2 separate regions of the Mus musculus genome follow, and region 2 is linked to region 1. The links are chromatin loops, found by intact Hi-C in ENCODE. Cell type or tissue: heart. All regions are shown on one strand. Links, peaks and the distances in the headings refer to the core of each region. The heading gives the core; the rest is flanking DNA. Region 1 has its middle 26 kb from the start of Gas7. Region 2 overlaps Gas7 (growth arrest specific 7).

The links. Hi-C counts contacts between places; a loop is a spot of excess contacts. Peaks named below come from ENCODE experiments on the same cell type or tissue, not always from the same donor. Only the 100,000 strongest peaks of a DNase experiment are listed, where the experiment ranks them.
Region 2: it touches region 1 in a loop (1.9-fold over the local background); 1 of 42 quality-filtered maps calls a loop at or near these places.

Annotation. Positions count from the first base shown.
Region 1 is chr11:67,557,392-67,562,771 of GRCm38, forward strand. It overlaps a transcript of Gas7 not described here. Among named protein-coding and RNA genes, the nearest start is that of Gas7, 26 kb to the right of the region's middle. In heart, for the core only: no CTCF peak of the experiment used is centred there; a DNase peak (open chromatin) is centred at 2,310; H3K27ac peaks cover 1,115 bases.
Region 2 is chr11:67,624,474-67,629,853 of GRCm38, forward strand. It overlaps Gas7 (growth arrest specific 7), which reads left to right. Exons shown (of 14, transcript NM_001109657.3): 3 at 5,137-5,217. Among named protein-coding and RNA genes, the nearest start is that of Gas7, 41 kb to the left of the region's middle. In heart, for the core only: no CTCF peak of the experiment used is centred there; no DNase peak of the experiment used is centred there.

The sequences.
Region 1 (5,380 bases), core at 92-5,091:
GAAAACTTAACAGGAAAACAACACAGGACTATTAAGGTTTTCAACTTAGATATTTGACCCCTGGATCAATTCCTTTGAAGGTTATCGATTTTTTGCAGGGTTTCTATTTTCTCTTGAGTCAATTTGGATGTTTTTATTTTTCTGGAAAGTCATCAACAGTAACACACTGACAGTTCTGGGACTTGTTGAAAAAAATAGCATCTGTACCCCATTCCTGCAATACCCAGAAAGTGGAGAAAGATCAAAGGCAAAGCATGCTGGGAATTTGTATTATTCCGAAGGAAAAAAAAGAGCTATTGATTAATACTGTGCTTGAAGTCAAGTGTCCATGTTTAAAATGTCAGTGTAACCACTTACATAATATAAATGGACTCTATAAATGCCAGGTTTGTGGAGGGAGATAGGAAATAAGATATAGTCAATATAACAAAGTTAAGGCAAGGCAGAAGGAACAGAATGCAGAGGAAAGTCTAGTTAGGAGGAAGCAGGTCTTTAGGGTGGCTCTTGGGCAGCAGCCCTTTGAAGAAGACCTGAATGGATGGATGTTCCCTTGGCACCCTATACTGAGTACTCATTGCACAAGTCCCTCATACACCTGTGACTACCCATCATGCACCTGTGACTACCCATCATGCACCTGTGACTACCCATCATGCATCTGTGACTACCCACCATGAATCTGTGACTACCCATTTGCTGTCTTTTCCTCCTGCAAGAAGGCACATCCCTTTACTGGGCCACTTGTCTGTGGGTTCTAGGCACCTGACACAGTAAATGTTTCAGTAAGCATGATGCATAAATATAAACAGACATGTCAATAATTTCCGAAATGCTGCTCGGCGAGGCTGACCTGCTCCAAGGAGGCAGTTGAATGTCTGGGTTGATCAATGAGTCAGGGATTGGGAGAAGTACACGCAGCCTTGAATTCAGCTGGGGAAGAGTGTCGGCATGAGACATCTCACTCAGAAGTGCCTCTGAGCCCTGCAGCTGTCTGTGTGGCTGTTACAAATTCTATCAGCACTTCTGATTGCATTGGTAGAATAGCCCATATGCTTGGCACTAGTGTTTCTCAAACATCAATGTGCTCATAGCTTACTTACTGTGTTGTACTTTTTAGAATGTAGATCTGGTGATAGAGGAGGCTGGAGGGGTCTGAACGTTACCTTTAGTAGAGGCTCAGTGGTGGCTCTCTGGCTGTGCTTTATACAACAGCTACAGGCTGTCATTTGTACTTCGAGTCTCCCCCTAGCACTCAGTGGGGGTTGGGGTGGGGAGAATAAGTTAAAATTTAAGTTTTTTGACTTCTAGGGTAGAGTATAACTAGCACCCAGACCTGCATTGGCCAGAGTAGGGTATCCCCTGTTTCTAAAACTTCATATTAGCAAGAATATGAGGCTTTCTCGAGCTCTGCCTGGGGCTGTGGGGTGGGACTCACTCCTCAGGTGGCTATACAGTGACCACCCCTTGTGAGTTTTCCTGTTTCTCAGGCTGAGCCACACAGCCTGTCAGGACACGTTGCATCCTGGGAAGCTCTGGGCTCTGCGATTCACATGCACTTGTCTTTGATCTCCGGCTCCCCCACACGTTATCCACACAATCAAAATCCCATTTCCTTGTCTCACTTCAACTCCCTCTAGCCTGCTGTCACTCTGGTCCCCAGGCAGGAATGCCGCCTTTTGTTTTTTATATCAACTGCCAGCTCTGGGAAGCCTTGCTTGGTACACTAGGGATGATGACACAGACTGAAGAGTGACACTTTCTTCTTTTTATTTTAGTTCCTTGTGTTTAGACAAATGACAGAGAACCCATAGGAAGTGCCTTCAACTGCAGATAAGCCAGAGGCACATCAGTCCTGGGGCCTTGACACCGCCCTTACAAGCCCTGTTGTCTGGGCCTCCTCAGTCCTCACTGTGGCTCCTGCTCAGGAACAGCAGTAGTGATCAATCTCTTCTTTTACCTCGTGGCTCTGTGGAGTGGGCTGGAGGGATGGGTGACGGTTGGGGATGTGTGCTTATGGGCTTCAAGCTGCTTCTGCCAGGAAGTAATGGAACTTTCTGAGGCTGTGTTTCCGTTCCAAGGCTTCATAGAAAGCTTATTTTCCACCACAAGATCCTCTAGCATGGCAGGGAAAGCTGTCATTTGAATACCCCTGGGGCTGTCTCCAAGCCCTGAGCAAAGAAACCTGTCCTGGCTCTTCTCTGGCCGCACTCTCTGCCAGTGGAACCTTTGGCCAATTCAGGGTCGGCAGGGGTGATGCAGTATTAGGAGACAGCCAGAGAAGGGGTCAGGGCTCTGACGCCAGGTCCTTATTCCGTACATAAATGTTGCAAGAGACCATGGGCTGTGGTGGATCTGCATGCTGGTATGTCATAGAGCCACACCCTTTCCTGATTTCTCAAGCCTAGCACTATAAATATAATGTGAGCTCAGCACAGATCTTAGAGTGTCCTGCTTATCCACAGCATCCTAAATTACCATAGAAGACTGTTTTGAGTCCAACTCGTAAGTGTAGAAATCCCATCACTTGCCCAAGGAGATGGTGGAGCCAGGAGTCCAACCCAGATCCATTCGCTTCTAAAGCAGCAGCACTCAGTCACCTGGTGGCCCCACTCTCCTTTGGTGTCCATTGACTTGCTGACTGGAAGCACCCCATTGAATTGCCTTCAGTGAGAATCACTGGCCCAGCTGGATCACTCCTCAGAGTTCAGGGCTGAACTAGTAGGGATTCCAGATGCCAGGCCAGATCATTCCAGGTGTCAAGTTAGGATGGGGAAGTCCCCTTTTCCTTAGAGGAAAAAGGTGTAATTCTATCTCCTCTGTGGTCTTCTGCTATATTGACTCCCATCTCCTAGTCCACACCTATTCATTCTCTCTCTCTCTCTCTCTCTCTCTCTCTCTCTCTCTCTCTCTCTCTCTCTCCTGAATCACTTCTTAGATTCAAAGTGGAGTAAGAGAGATGGCTATGTTGCTGCTATTTTCCTCTGCAAAAGTCTAGCTGATAACCTGGCAAGCAAAGCCCAAGAACCAGGAGATAGAGATAAACAACATCAAATTAGAGAGTGGTATAGCAGGGTGGGGCAGCTGACCCAGGCCGGCGCTGACCAGGAGGGTGTTGTTTGATAGTCCCAAAGCTGGAGAACAAATGAGAAGGAATGGCTGAGATAAGCTTGAGGTCTGGGATTGAGGAGTAGGGCACAATAGGGCACACAGGAAGCCCTGCCAGGCTGAGTGAGCCAGACTGGACAGGCTGGAGAGTAGCTACAGTATGTAGCAGTTTTTCTCTGTTCTGCTTCTTCTTTGTACACCCTGTCTGCCAATGGAAGCTTTGGCCAAGTGGACCAGAGTTCCCAAAGTGCCGTGCTAAGGCACACTTAGATGACGACTATTGTGTGAATTTGGCCTGCTGTCTCAGGGGTCACCTGTTGAAGGCTTAGTTCCCAGCCTGTGGTCCTATTAGCAGACAGTAGAGTCTTCAGGATTGATCTGAAGTCCAGGGGAAGTTAGCCCATCTGGGACCTACCATGGATAGAGATATTGGGACTCCAGCCTTTCCTTCCTCTTTCCCTAGTTGGTCTCCTAATGATCACCAGGTGAACAGTTTTCTCCATCACTCCTGCCAAGATGCTCCCTGCTCCACAGGACCGAGTTATGGAGGAAAAACCTCTCAGGCCATGAACCAAATTATACCTTTTATTTTATTTTATTTTATTTATTTTTTGTCAGAGTGTCAGAAAGCTAACATAATCATCTATGGGCAAGACGTTCAGTCTCAACACTTCTATGGAGAGAAGTCTTTTCCTTTGTGTTTCCTCAGTGTTCATGATTGTGGTAAGGCGAGGACTCTGAGTGGAGCTGGGTGACAGATGCCCCAGCAGCCAGCAGCAGCTAGCGAGGGTGAACATCCTTGCTAGATTTTCACTGTAACCATTTTAATGGTTACTACATGTTTCTAGCAAATGTCACTAATTTCCTATTTGAAGGTAAACATAACACTTTATTTTCGACATTCTTTAAAGGAAAAAAAAAGCATGAGTCCATTAGTAAAGAAGAAAAGCTATATTGAGTTTGCTGAAAATTATAATGGTGGTCAAAGGAAAGACAGGCTCTTGGAAGTAAGTGAATCTAGGGGTTAAAGGTCACTGGTCAAATGGACCAGAGTTCAAACCTGTTGACAGCGTGATTTTGGGCAAGTCATTTCATGTTTTCTGGCTATGGGTGACTCCATCATAAAACAGTGATATTAATAGTAAAGCAAGCTTCTTGGGTGTCAAGTGCTTGGCCCAGTGCCTGGCAGTCATTGTCAGGGGTTGTTGCTGCTACATAAAATTCTCATCCTCATGACATACTGACCCTGGAGGCTGACATTCCTGGACTGACAATGGGCAGAGGCCAGCCGTGGACCTGGGAGCTTTGTGGAGAGTAAGCACTCTGTCAACGGCATTCCAGAAACTGCCATCTGTGTAGAATTTGCTATCAGGATTTAGCCAGCCAGGGGCCAGACAGCAGGGGAGGGCCATTCTGCGGTGCATTCTACCGCTGGAAAGGAAGAGTAGATGGCATAGAAGCAGATGGGGTGGCTCAGTGGATTATGGTGATTGCTGCCAAACCTGATAACCTGAGTTCAGTTCCCAGTACCCACATGTTAGAAAGAGAGAACCAACTCCAACAAGTTGCCCTTTGGCTTCCATGTACAGACCATGGCATGTGCATCCTTCATGCTAAGTGAATAAATAAGAAAGAAAGAAAGAAAGAAAGAAAGAAAGAAAGAAAGAAGGAAGGAAGGAAGGAAGGAAGGAAGGAAGGAAGGAAGGAAGGAAAGAAAGAAAGAAAGAAAGAAAGAAAGAAAGAAAGAAAGAAAGAAAGAAAGACAGAAAGGAATCTTTAAAAAGCGCCGTTAGCATATCTGATCCTGCTTTCTTTAACAGGCCAGTTTGTGATATCACCCCTCACCTAGTGTTTGAGAAGTTTTCACTATTTCCTAGTGATGGTAGTGGTCCATCTCTTAAACTATTCCTATGCATGTACTTGATGCCAAACACCTGCTTTGCTTCTGAGAACCTGCAGCTTGGCTACATGCTAGGCACACGGTGCCTGTGTAACCAGCCCCTAATAATAATTCTGGACCCTCGAGTTACAGTAGATTGTTCTTGGGTCAGAGGGCACATTACACAGGCAGGAGGATCTGAGTTCAGAGTCTCAGCAACAAAACGAGCCAGGCGTGGCCACCCCTGTGTTTTGTTATCTCAGCTCTGTGGGAGGAGGAGATAGGAGGATTGCGGCAACTGGGCTCCAGGCTCAGTAAGAGACCCTGGCTCAAGGAAATAAGGCAGAGAGCCATAGAGCAGGACACTTGATGTCCTTTTCTGACATCCTCCTGTGT
Region 2 (5,380 bases), core at 154-5,153, 67 kb after region 1:
GTGAGTTATGGGGCAGACGTGTGACTTCTGCCTTGCTCTCCCTTGGCTCACTTGCTCTGGGTGAGTTAGCTGCCATTTTATACACAGCTCAGTAGCAATGCTCTTGGCTGCTGATGCCATGGCTTCTCCTATCATTGTCTGGGAGTCCCTGCACTAGAGCCACCATGCTAAACCCACTTCTAAGTTGTGACCTTCTGAAACCATGTGAGACCATAAAAAGACCATGTTTTCAGATGCCAATTTTGGAGTAACCAGAGACTTGCAATAGACACCTAATGAACCTCTCCCATGTCTTTTTTAAAAAACATCTCTTTCTTGGAAGGTTTTCCTTGATCATTGTATTTACACAGGGGAGGAAAGATTTGTTTGGGCTCATGGTGTCGGAAGGGTTTGTCCCTCATGGCAGGGCATTCTATAGCATATGCAACAACAGGGAGCAAATGAAGGAAACACAGGGAGTGGGTAGGGTAAGATACAACCACCAAGGATGCATACCAGTGACCTGCTTCATCCAAGTATCACACACACACACACACATACACACACACACACACACACAGAAACACACACACACACGTCTTGCCTACTACCGCCTCCCAAGAATAGCATGAGTTCATCAATGGATTAAGCCATTCACTAAGTCAGAGCTTCCGTGAGCTAATCCTCACTGAAATCAACCTCACAAGCATGTTCAGACACGTGCTCCACAGGTCCTGTAGGCCAGTCATGTTGACATCTGTTAGCCCAGTCACGTTGACAATCGAGATTAGCCATCACAGCCACCTATTTACGTGATAGTGTCCTTCTAATAATATCATCTGTCCCCCTCATTGTTTCCTTTTTGCATTTTCTTTCTTCAGATGTGCATGTGATGTACATATGTGTATGTTTTTTTTCCATATATTTGGACACATATGTGTGGAAGGGTCCATGTGTATATGTGCATGCATGTGGAAGCTCAGCATTGAGATTGAGAATCATTTTTCTTCTACCTGACTCACTGAGGCAGGGTCCTGCAATCAAACCTAGAACTAGCCGATGTGACTGGTTTAACCACCCAGCTTCCAGTGTGGCACCCTGGGGATGAAATTACAGACAGGGTACCATGCCCCCCTGGCATCTCACAGGGCCCTAGGGCTCTGAACTCCAGTTTTCATGCTTGCAAGCGAATGCTTTACCCACTTCCCCGATCCCCCTGCTTTATTATCTCTATCATGAACCAACATTAAGCCTAATATAATGCGTCTCTTGGCACAACTTCCTCCCACCAGTTCTGTAGGAAAAGTTTTCATTCATGCAAATTTACCCACACCATATATAATATATGATATATAATATATAATGTATAATATGTAATATATAATAGTTAATATATTATATAATGTATAATATTATATAATGTAATATGTAATGGATATTATATAATTATAAATACATAATGCATTATATATAGAGAGAGATAGATATAGATCAATTGGGAGATGATGGTCTTTGGTACCACACTGTCGGATGTCTCCAGGAACAGGCAACTGTCCAAAGAGAGGACGTTCTCTCCTGCTTAGAGGCTGGGGTTGGAGCTTAAGGCTCATTCCGTTTCAAGAGGCCATTGGGTATTTTAAAGCCAGAGACTCCTAACTAGAAGACATTGAGTAACTAGGGGTCCAGAATACCTAGATGCAGAGGAGGAGGAGACTGGAGTTGCTGCTGTTTTCTGAGGGCCAGTGAGCTGGGCTTGCATCCTGGGGCTGCAAACACACATTGCAAGGAAGCAGTGACTGCAGATCCAGCATCTGACACTCAGCAGACAGATGTTCTGGGTCAGGAAACTGGGGCTCCTGAAGCTCTCCTGGAATGACTTACATTCCTGATGCCGGGGAATACCATGGAGCTGGGCAACTTGGGGACACTACTCCTGACTAGGGAGGGGCAGGAGCTAGAAAGGAAGATCTTAAGACTGCCATTTGCCTACGCCTGGTCACATGCTGCTGGGATCACCACTAAATAAGGGGCAGAGAGAATGCAAGAAGCACTGAAGGGGGCTTGGGAGGAGGCTCAGTTGGTAGAGTGTTTGCCTACCACACAGCCAGCCCTGGATTGGGCCCCAGCACTACATAAATTGATCATGGTGGAACATGTCAATAAATCTTAGCATTCGGGAGGTAGAGACAGGATGGATAATCAGAAATTCAAGGTCATCCTTGGCTACATAGTAAGTATAAGGTCAACCTAGGCTACATGGGACCTTGTCACAGGCAGCAGGAAGGGGAGGACCACTAAAGAAAGAGAAAGGAATAAAGAGGTAGGCAGAAGAGGACTTCGAAGCTTGCTCCTGCTGCCTATCACCTATTATTTAGCCAGCAGCATTTGAGGGCAGAAGAAAGCCACCACGTAGGCCTGAAGATGAGCTAAGCCATTGGAAGGAAGGGTGGAGATTACTTGAAGACACAAAGGCTTGTTGATGGACCCATAGCAAATGCTCAGGACCAGTAAAGAGATCCAGGAGTACCCATAGTGGACGTGTGTGCTCCAATGCAGGCAGGCTTAATCTTAGCAGGGGGCCCAAAAGTCTAGAGTCCACTATGTCAAAATAATAGTTCCCACCTCTCTCATTGTCTTAATTGTTTAATCATTATTGTATTAATGTATTAAGCATTAAATGTTTAAGCATTATTGTATTAAAATAAAAACACACTATTGAATATAAAGGAGTATTGTATGGTACGTTGAAAGCTGAATTTAACGTAATAACATTCAACTTTTCAATTGTGCTCTCTTCTAAATTTTGTTCTCTGAAGGCGAGGCCCTGTAAGCCTCTGTGAGGGAACAGTATTCATGACTCTTGGCATAGAACAGGAGTAAACGGGCTCCCTGAGCTGGCTTTCCCCATGGCCAGCTGTTTACATATGTCTGGCTGCCCTGGTTACAGTGGACAAGGTCCGAAGGAAGTGGTTGCCATTAGGAAAGTGTGTTCTTTCAGGACTGCTCTCCACCTGTGCGTTGGTAGGAAAAGAGTCTCTGGCGGATGGCTCACTGCAACTTACACAGTATCCCTAGCCCTGGTGACAACAGCCACCTTGGAGCAACTCAGGGTCCTAGCAATGGAAGCCCAGAGAAGGCACAAGAGCCTTGATCTGGGCTCTTTGGATTCAATCATTTCTTCAGTCTTCCTTGACCTAGGCCAGAGAGCCTAGTCACTCTAAGCAGATTATAGGGTCTTCTTTACAGAAGACCTGGACATGGCTTCCTCCCTCTGAGTAGTGTCACCCATCATGGTCCTGCTGTTGGTGTGATCCTTCCTCTGCCAAAGCTCTAGTGTTCTCTCCAGATGCCTCTCCAGACAGTCTGGCTCTGTTCTGTTACTGCTCCAGGCTTGCAGTTGTCCTCAAGTCTTACATAGGTTAGATCTTGTCAAAGCCAGGAGACAGGCTGGGCGGTGGCTTCAGTCAGAGTCCCTGTTCCTTCAGAAGCCCAGCTGGAGCTTTCACAGGGGACTGGGAGGTACCAGAAGGACTAAGGACCTGACCAGGAACCTCTTGGAGAGCAAGTACCTACCTGCAGGCCAGCTTCTTTCTGTGGGCTTCAAGACACTCGCAACAGCCTCCTGAGCTACAAGGTACCCTAGCCCAGTGGTTCCCAACCTTCTGAATGACACAACCCCTTAGTTCAGTTCTTCATGTTATAGTGACCCCTGTCCATTATTATTTCATTTCAACTTCATAGCTGTAATTTTGCCACTGTTATGAATCAAAATGTAAATACCTGTTATGCAGGATATCTGATATGAGACCCCCCCACACACAGGGTTGCAATGCCCCTCCTCACAGTCTTCCTAGAAAAGAGCCAGCAAGGCCCACAGCTGCTCAGGCTCAACCTTGTCACCTGCCTGGAGGTGGGGCTAAGCATAGCTGCTCAGGCTATGTCTTTATTTCTCCCTGCATGTTAGTAGCTTGTGGTTAGCAAGTACCAGAAGGATGAATGGATGAGGGGTAGGAAGTAGGACCCTGTGGTGGCCAGAAGCTAAAATAGCAAAATCTGTACATCAGCTGGAGATGTGAGTATGTGAGGTGCTCCTCCTTCTAAAATAAGGTCAGTGGCCTCAGCCACCAAAGGAACGGAGTCAGCAGCACAAACAAATGGGACATGGTTCTCTGGAGACTTTCCCTGAGCTTAGGTGGAATGGGAGTCTGTTTATCTCTAGACAGCTGAGGAGCATACCAGGTGGGGGTTGCCCATGGACTGTCACAATGTGCAGCCCTATTGGCTGGCAAGGAGCCATTTGTGATGGAGTGAACCGGTCAGGACTGCTGTGCTAAAGGACAAAGTACAGATGTCAGGGTGCAAACCTGTGACCATCCAAGGGCTGGAATATGTGTGCTAGGTCCTGGCTCAAGTCCTCAGACAAATTTGAGGCAGATACCTGTGCAGAAGGGTCAGCAGGGAGGGTGATGGGAAGGAACCCTGGAGAAGACAGCAAACAATACACACTGTGGTATACTGAAAGACCACTCAAAACTGTAGTTCAACCGAGACACAGAACAGGCTGCACATAGGGGCACATGATTATCATCTGCACTTGGGGGGTTGGGGGACTGAGATAGGAGAATCACAAGTCATTCTGGCTACATGATGAGACAGTGACTCTAAAATCAAAAACAAACGACCTAACTAAGGAGAGTGCAGCAGAGTCCGAGGTGCCTGAGGCTCACCCACTGGCTGAGGACTCACTTTCTACAGACCCAGGTTCTTTGTTCTGAACACTGGGGTTTGAGGTTACCATAGGCTTTGAGAAGAACTGCCTGCTGTACAGCTGGGGCTTCTGGGACTAGAAATGGGAGCCCTAGGAACAGAGGTAGAGAAGAGTGATGGGGGAGGGTAGAAGATTGTAGCTAGAAGCTACCTCTTCAGACCCACCATGTAAAGAAGGGCCTTGGTTAAGAGATGCTCTGCCAAGAGGGGTGAGGTTGGGGAGTAAGGGACATAGGCAAGAAGCAAACTCCTATGAGGCTGAGGAAAGGAAGGAAGGGGTCCTTTGGTGTCCTTCTTCTAAGGAAGGTGACTGCCTCTGGCTCACTCTGCTCTGTGACATTTCGGTTTCATCTCAGCACTCTCCAATTGATCTTGTTTCTCCTTTGACAGAGACCACCTGGGAACGTCCCAGCAGTTCTCCTGGGATTTCAGCCAGCCCTGGCCCTCACAGGAGCTCTTTGCCTACAACAGGTAAGAGCCACTCAGCAGCTTGGGATAAGTGGGAGGGCTGTATACCCACCTTCACTGGGAAGCTGAGACTGTGGGTCCTGGGGCCTGAAAGCTGCTATGGTATGTTGTGAACCAGACCTGGAGATGGTCCAGACTATGTCCCTAAAGCCTGCTTCCCAACATG